2 separate regions of the Homo sapiens genome follow, and region 2 is linked to region 1. Evidence: chromatin contacts called from ENCODE Hi-C or POLR2A ChIA-PET data. All regions are on one chromosome and are shown on one strand. The core of a region is the stretch at or near the end of the contact, and the rest is flanking DNA. Distances in the headings are between cores, read along the strand shown. Region 1 overlaps ARHGAP6 (Rho GTPase activating protein 6). Region 2 has its middle 35 kb from the start of MSL3.

Region 1 (4,079 bases), core at 1,088-3,587:
AAAGAATTAACTCCTATAATGTGTACAATAAAAACCAAATACTGAATGTCTAAATGCTTCTAATTTTAAAAATATTAAGGTACTTCATTTTTAATTAATCATTTTCTCCATTTCTTAGATTCTGAACACTTATTTTTTCAGCATAGATTAATTGAAACTAATCCAGATGTTAGATTAATAAAGATCAAGATTTCTCAACCTTGGCACTATTGACATTTGGGGCCAGAAAACTTTTTATTGTGGGGACCACTGTGTGTGTGTGTGTGTGTGGTTTTTTTTTTTTTTTTTGAGACAGGGTATCGTTCTGTCACCCAGGCTGGAGTGCAGCTGCAGTGGCGTGATCTCAATTCACTGCAACCTCTGCCTCCTGGGTTCAAGGGATTCTCACGTCTCAGCCTCCCAAGTAGGTGGGACTACAGGTGTGTGCCACCACGCGTGGCTAATTTTTTTGTATTTTTAGTAGAGATGGTGTTTCTCCATATTGGCCAGGCTGGTCTGGAACTCCTGGCCTCAAGCAATCCACCCGCCTCGGCCTCCCAAAGTGATGGGATTACAGGCATGAGCCACTGTGCCTGGCCCACTGTGTGCCTTTTAAAATGTTCAACAGCATCCCTGGCCTCTACCCACTAGGTGTTACTATAGTAACATTCCCCAAGTTATGACAATCAAAAATGTCTCCAGACAATGCAATATCTTTCTTGGTTGAGAACCACTGCTATAGTTCTAACAATTTATCATTCAACTGTCTGAGAAATGAGCCATTGAGACAATTAATGCACCACCCTTCAAATGCAAATTGAGAGGACTTTGGAATATGACTGAACTTTCTTGACACCATCCCCATAACAGCTTTGTTTCATTACTGTGATTTCAACTTAAAATTGTTCCATGGATTTCAAGAAAGGTAATTTCCATGGCATTCTGCAGAGTTGCCTACCCTGCTGAATGACAGACCCGCTAACCATCCACATGGGCATAAACTCAGACACTCGAGAGTAAACAGCTTTTTCTCATCCTCTCAGGAGATGTTTCACAGAGACCCAGACCACAGCTCCCACTTCTGAACTAGCCTAAGCGATCCAACATCAGAAAATACCCACATTCAATAAATGTTAGTGGAGTGCCTAACTACGGCCTCCCACTGTTTTAGGAGGGGTTGGGAATAGAAAAAGGAATGTGACTTTATCCTCACTCTGGCAAAGGATACAGACCTCCAAATCGCCAGCCATTAAGCCTTTAGTTAAGTCTATAAACAGCTCTTTTGAACCTATTTAGAATGAAAATCAATAAGCTTAATGGAGATAACTAGCCAGAGGAGATTAATAAGCCCCTAATCTCATTGGTTATCCAGGGACAAAAAGTGAAACAAAACAAAACAAAACAAAACAAACCTCAGGCTGGGTACGGTGGCTCATGCCTGTAATCTCAGCACTTAGGGAGGCCGAGGTAGGCGGATCATGAGGTCAGGAGTTCAAGACCAGCCTGGCCAAGATGGTGAAACCCCGTCTGTACTAAAAATACAAAAATTAGCCAGGCATGGTGGCAGGCACCTGTAATCCCAGCTACTCAGGAGGCTGAGGCAGGAGAATCACTTGAACTCAGAAGGTGGAGGTTGCAGTGAGCCGAGATCACGCCACTGCACTCTAGCCTGGGTGACAGAGCAAGACTCTGTCAAAAAAGAAAAAAAGGAAAAGAAAAAAAAAAAAAAACCTCAACAAGTGCAATATTGAAAAGGTTTAAATAAGAAAAGTTACCATGAGGAGCAATACTTCAGCTTTACAGAGCAGCTAATAGGAGGAGGAGGGGGTCCCATGCTATAAGAAACCTCAAATTTCATTTGTTCGCCCAGATCTGGAATCCTCTTTTCAATAATCATGGCAAATGGTCACCTTTGGGGTAGAGAGCAGAGTTCCACAAGCAAAATTACCCATAGGACAGATAACTGTCTTTCCTTGGCCAAATAGCTGGTCATTTTGATGTCCCCCCAGCTTGAGAGAGTCTTAGATCCCTCTTTGGGATCTCCAAAGGTGACCAACTCCTACCCAGCAGCCACCAGTGGCTTTCATTGTTGAAGATGGCTTATTGGCACCAAGAAGGCTTGAGAGAATATGCAGAAAATTCTATAGAAGAACATAGTGTACTTCTGTAAAGAAGAACATGGTGAACCTTCAAATAAAGAAGGGACAAAGCAATCATAGGGCGTTGGAAGTAGTCCATAAGTGAGACTATTTAAACCAACTGATTTCTCTGGGCTGTAATTTAAGAACGGCATGGAAGTCATCTGTTACACTTACACAGACCAGGCCAGTGGGGAGCCAAACAGCTGCTGTGCACCAACCATGGCAGAAGAATTGCATTTTGTGGCCCAGTACAGCACAGCTGTGAGCAGCTTGAAAACAGCGTCCAGCTGTACTTGTCTCCTGAGTGCCTGCATGGGGCTCCACAGGCACGCAAATGTTTCTAAATGTAAGTTTTGTTATTATTCAGGTATAGTGGGGCTAACAGATCAGTAGACAATTGCCTTTGGGAAAACAGCTTGTTACACACAGTTCCCAAGAGGAGAGGCATGCCACACCACATAGGGCCACATGGGGAAGCACCAGGGCTGGTCAGGGGAAAGAGGAAGCAAGGAGAAAACATGGGCAAGAGCCTTTATTGTGGTTTGTGTGGAAAGGAATGGGTGAGGCAGGGCTAGCAGGCTTAGGATTGGCTAGCTTGAATAATTTAAGTGGACTCTGGGGTGTAGGGTCCATCTCTAGTGTCTGGTACCTGGCCTGGGGTGATTAGGGCAAGGGTTTGAGAGCCCTGTGAGAGCCCAATAAATGAGGTGGTTGGGGTATGGGCTCTGGATTGGTTGGTCCACATAGGAAAGGTATAATTCCAAGTGAGTTGTTTACCATCCCTAGGAATTAGCTAGCTCTCCCAGGGGAGGGGCAGTCCCTTCAGGATCAGCAAGGCTCTGGATATCAAATGATCAGAAATATAGAAATTAAAAAGGCTTAATTAATCCAGCAGTTAACATAGCACTCACCACTCCATCACAGGATTAACCATTCAGAGGTCTTCCCCACAAAACTGCTTGGCTTCTTACTTGTCTTTGTTGCCCAAGACTGAGCACATTTACTGATTGCTCAATAAATGTGAAATCCTAGAGCCACCACTACTAGCTGCATACCTTAGGCAAGTTACTTATCTATGCCTCAATTTCCTTATCTGTGAAATGGGGATAATAGTAATAATAACAACTACATAGGATTGATATGAGGATAACATTGATTAATATTTTTAAAATCACTGCAAACACTGTATAAGCGTTTGGTTTCAAAATGTCAGTTGAACTGGACTGAAAGCATATAACATCACATACTGAAATACAAATGCAGAGCTTTTTGTGAATGATTTCTATCTTCTAAGGTTGTGTTTGTGTTTTTCCTTACTTAGATTTAGACTGTGCATTTGGTTTTCTACAGCTGTAAATAATGGTTAGGCAAAGCCCTACTTTTTTTTTTTTTTTTTCTCACTCCCAAGAGGAGAAGACAACTCTGGTTAAATAAATCCTATTTCTCTCAGCTCATTCACTGGAAGACAATTAAATCTTAAGATTTCCAGCTGGGTGCAGTGGCTCACACCTGTAATCCCAGCACTTTGGGAGGCCAGCTGAGGTGGGCAGATCACCTGAGGTCAGGGGTTTGAAAACAGCCTGACCAACATGGTGAAACCCCATCTCTACAAAAAATTCAAAACAATTAGCCAGGTGTGGTGGTGGGTGCCTGTAATCCCAGCTACTCCGGAGGCTGAGGCAGGAGAATTGCTTGAACTCGGGTGGCAGAGGTTGGCAGTGAGCCGAGATCGCGCCACTGCACTCCAGCCTGGGTGACAAAGTGAGACACCACCTCGATAAAAAGAAAAAAAAAAGATTTTCTGGTGCCAAGAAAATAAAAAGAGAGAATTGGTGGGGAGAGGGAGTGGTCAATAGAGTCAGAAGAGGGAGAATGCGGGGGTGGAAGAAACCATCTATGGTTTATGGGTAGATCATGCCCATGCCCCTGCCCCAATCCCCTAATTTAAGCAGTATGCTC
Region 2 (3,853 bases), core at 765-3,264, 250 kb after region 1:
TGCAGTTTATGAGAGACATTTTTCATCCAATCTGCTCACACTGCCATCTGAACAGAATGATGTTTCTTGCTTTTAAGATATAAAAGAAGACGATAGAGTTGTCTTGTTTTAGAACTATTTTAAAATATCCTAAAGAAAGTTTGAAATACTAAATGGAACATCAAAACTTTGAGTTCATTTATTGCTGCATAATGACAGTTTGGTGGTTTAAAATGATGATTTATTCTCCCCACCCTGTTGGTTGCCTAGGCTGAGCTAGGCAGTTCTTCTCCTCCACACTGTTGGTTGTGGCCACTCCTGGGGTTGCATTCAGCTGGGAGCTTATCTGCAGCCAGGATCTCCAAGATGGCTTCACTCAAAGACTGGTACCACAGCTGGTGTATCTGGGACTGGCTGAGCCTCTCTTTCCAGCAGAGGAGACAAACTCTCCACATGGTGATTCAGGGCTCCAAGAGGGAAAGCAGAAGCTGACAGGCCTCTTCTACCATATTGTGCTGCCAAAGCAAGTCACAAGACCACCTTATATTCAAGGGAAGGGAAAATAAACTCCAGGTCTTGATGGCAAAGGCAGACTACTTGGCAGCCATATTTGCAGGGAATATACCAAAACTTAATATAAATTCCTTTAATTTTCTCCAGGAAAATCAGATATTGAAATTTTACATATGTTATTTATTGTGCCATAGTGATAGTGAGGGTAAATAATGAAATGTCTAGTGTATTAGTCAGCAGATATTTTCTGTCAAGGGCCAGGTAGTAAATATTTTAGGCTTTGTGGGCCATAAAGTCTCTGTTGCAACCACTCAACCTCTGCCATTGTAGTGTAATAGCAGCCAGAGGTAATACATAAATGAATGGGCGTGGCTATGTTCTAATATAACTTTATTTACAAAAACAAACAAAAAAACAACAGAAAAACAGGTGGCAGGCAGGATTTGTCCTGTGGATTTTATTTTTCTGACCTCTGGTCTAAATAAATAGTGTTTTTCCTGCATTCTAAATAGATTTAAAATGAATTATGAGGCCAGGAGCAGTGGCTGATACCTGTAATCCCAACACTTTGGGAGGCCAAGGTAGGTGGATCGCCTGGGCAACATGGAGAGACCCTGTCTCTACAAAAAAAAATCCAAAAATTAGCCAGTTATGGTGATGCACGCCTGTGGTCCCAGCTGCTTGGAAGGCTGAGGTGGGAGGATTGCTTGAGCCTGGGAGGCAGAGGTTGCAGTGAGCTGAGATTGTGCCACTGTACTCCAGCCTGGGTGACAGAGTGAGACCCTGTCTCAAAAAATAAAAATAAAAAATAAAGTAAAATGAATTATGTAGGAATGAAATCTCTGATTCTAATAATACCCACATAAAGTATCTGAAACTAACTGAAGTTAATACAAAAATGATCACATAGTGAGCTTGTATTTGTTATTTTCGTATCATCTGCATCATCCCCTACTAATAGCATCAAGCACCATGTATTGAATCTGTTTATTACTTGAGGGTACACATGGAGGCACAACATTTTTCCTTACTTAATTACCATTGCTTTTTAGATTCCATAAAATCATTTAATGTCCTGGGAAAAAGGATATTTGATAACGTGAAATGCTATTTGGTAAGCAAAAGACAAACAGTGGGATAGTTGCTATTTGCAGAACACATTTACTAGCTTTATGTTCCCATGACACCAAATATTTGAGTTCTTGGGTTCTGAATAATGAATCAAAAGGAAAGTTATGACTTCAAAACCCTCTTGACCACTTTTTAGTAGTTAGTACTTTTTTTAACTTCTGCACTTTTCAGCAAACTCTTAACATCTCTTATTTCATTGGTGATACTTTGGTGCTTTATGAGGTCACATTTTATTTTTTCCTTGCAAATGAGACACCAGCATAGAAATACTTCTCATCTTGCTGCCCTCTGGGCTTTGTTTTTCTCTAATGTTGAATGACAGATACTAACAGTCTGTAAGAGCTAGTGTGAAAATGCTGCCTTTTGTGGTTGTGTCGTCATATTTTCCAGCCTGCCACCCGGGCCAGGCTGTCACCACGCACCTGCAGAGTGAAGGAGTTTCAGGCACGGTTCCAGGCCTCTGCTTCCTGAGATGGTGCAGCAGAGGTTTGGAGGGAGGTGCGTGGCCCAGTGTGCTCCCCGGGGGAAATTGTGAGAAAAACCCACGTCTCTCTGGAGAGTTGCTTTTACAAAGTACCTATTTGGTAAGTGTGAAGGGACTTGATTAACTTCTCTTGTGTATCCTTGTCCATATAGCTCATGTGTTAAAATAGCTCTGGGCATTCAGTGTTCATTGCTTCACACAGACAACATGTGAACTGCTTTAGACTGAAAATTTATACATCACTAGAATAGCAGTTGTTGCCTGAGCTCCTCCTACTCCTGCCATAGAAGTTATCTCAGCTCCTCTGCCTGACATGAGTCTGTTGAGGCTCAGAAAGCAATACCCCAAGACTCATGCTTTGACATGCAGAGAGGCGTCAGAATCAAGGTCCCTCTTACCTTGTCTTGTCTCCCCCTGCCTCCCTCTTGTCCCCCAAGCTCTGGGAGGGACTGTCTCTGGAATTTCCTTATCTCACTAAGAAAGCATCTTTCCAAAAGAAATGTAATTGTCTTAAACCGCCTCCCTAGGGATCTCATCAAATATCTAGGAAAGATCAACCATCTATGAAGATAAAAAACTGGGAGTTAGCACCAGACCCAGACAGACTTTTCATCTATTCTTCTGAGGGCAGCTCAGAAAGATGACCTGGAAGACTCCATCTGCATAATAAGACAACCTTTCTTCCTGTGCACCTCCACCTCTCACCTTTCTTAGTGTCTGTTTCTCACCTCCACCGTCCATTTATTCTCCCTAATGGTTTACTGCCCCCGAAAATAATTGTCTAAATTCCCCGATGATATGTAATCATGTTTCTTGATCCCAAATGTCTCAAAATGGTGTCACTTATGACAAATGGCTCAGCCTACAGTGAAATTGCTGACCCCTCAGAGTGATAAGCATATGTATAGAAGATGTCACCTGCTGTGGCCAGGCACTGCTGAGACCTGACAAGCGAGTGAAGCCAAAAGGTGGCTGAGATCATGGCCATGGAGGGCCATAAAAACCACAAAGAAACTGACCACGGTCAAGATGCCAGCAGAAGCTCTGCACGTGGCAACTCTGAGGCCTCTGTTCCATCGGCAGGGGCTGTAGGAAGGTCTGCTGGGAGAAGAGCAGTGACAGTGACACCCGCTCCAACCCCGACCTAGGAAAAAATAACAGGACCTGCTGGATTGTCAGTCAGCATGCTGGCCTCCTAAGATAATCAAGCTGTGACCCTCCTCTCTCTCTTACTAGTGCCCTTGTGTGTTGAATATATTTGCATGATTGTAGGCATGTGAAAGCCTCACAATAAACCATGGATTCATCAGCATTTAATTGGCCACCTACTCAGTGTGAAGCCTCCTGGCCTCAGTTAGCACAACGAGGCTGATTTGAACCTGATAGGAGAGCCATCTCTCCGTCCCCTATGAAAAAGAGCATATGGGCTTCTGCGCTGCTGTCGGTCAGAGGGTAATCATTCTCCTGTGGTTCCCCCATGCTATGCGCGTTACAGTAAACTATTGCATGCCTTTTCCTTTATTAATTTGCCTTTTGTCAGCTGATTTTCAGTGAACCTTTAGAGGGCGAAGGGGAAGTTTTCTCTGTACCCCTATAAGTCTCTCCAGGAAATGGCTCAAAAATAAAATAAAAAGGAATAGAATCTATTCCTAACCCTTCTAAATGGATGTTTCCTTTGTATTAACCTTTCATTTTGTGATGTGTTCCTCCACTCCTGAGCACTCAGCCTGAGCACTGGCTCCTCCC

The links. Hi-C counts contacts between places; a loop is a spot of excess contacts on that map. ChIA-PET counts read pairs that join two places held with the same protein, here RNA polymerase II (POLR2A). Pooled maps may share reads with other maps.
Region 2: a map with no recorded cell type shows a loop between it and region 1 (5-fold over the local background). The contact joins two enhancer-like sites. A Hi-C loop is called at or near these places in 2 of 37 single-sample maps with no recorded cell type and 7 of 50 pooled maps. POLR2A ChIA-PET finds 5 or more read pairs at or near these places in 3 of 52 experiments (A549, Caco-2 and activated T-cell).

What each region holds. Positions count from the first base shown.
Region 1 is chrX:11,538,579-11,542,657 of GRCh38, forward strand. The region is part of intron 1 of ARHGAP6 (Rho GTPase activating protein 6); the gene reads right to left. Among named protein-coding and RNA genes, the nearest start is that of ARHGAP6, 130 kb to the right of the region's middle. Within about 2 kb of position 2,338, at least 2 of the 41 ENCODE cell types and tissues checked have a DNase peak (open chromatin) inside an H3K27ac peak, as active enhancers do.
Region 2 is chrX:11,790,962-11,794,814 of GRCh38, forward strand. No RefSeq gene overlaps it. Among named protein-coding and RNA genes, the nearest start is that of MSL3, 35 kb to the left of the region's middle. Within about 2 kb of position 2,015, at least 5 of the 41 ENCODE cell types and tissues checked have a DNase peak (open chromatin) inside an H3K27ac peak, as active enhancers do.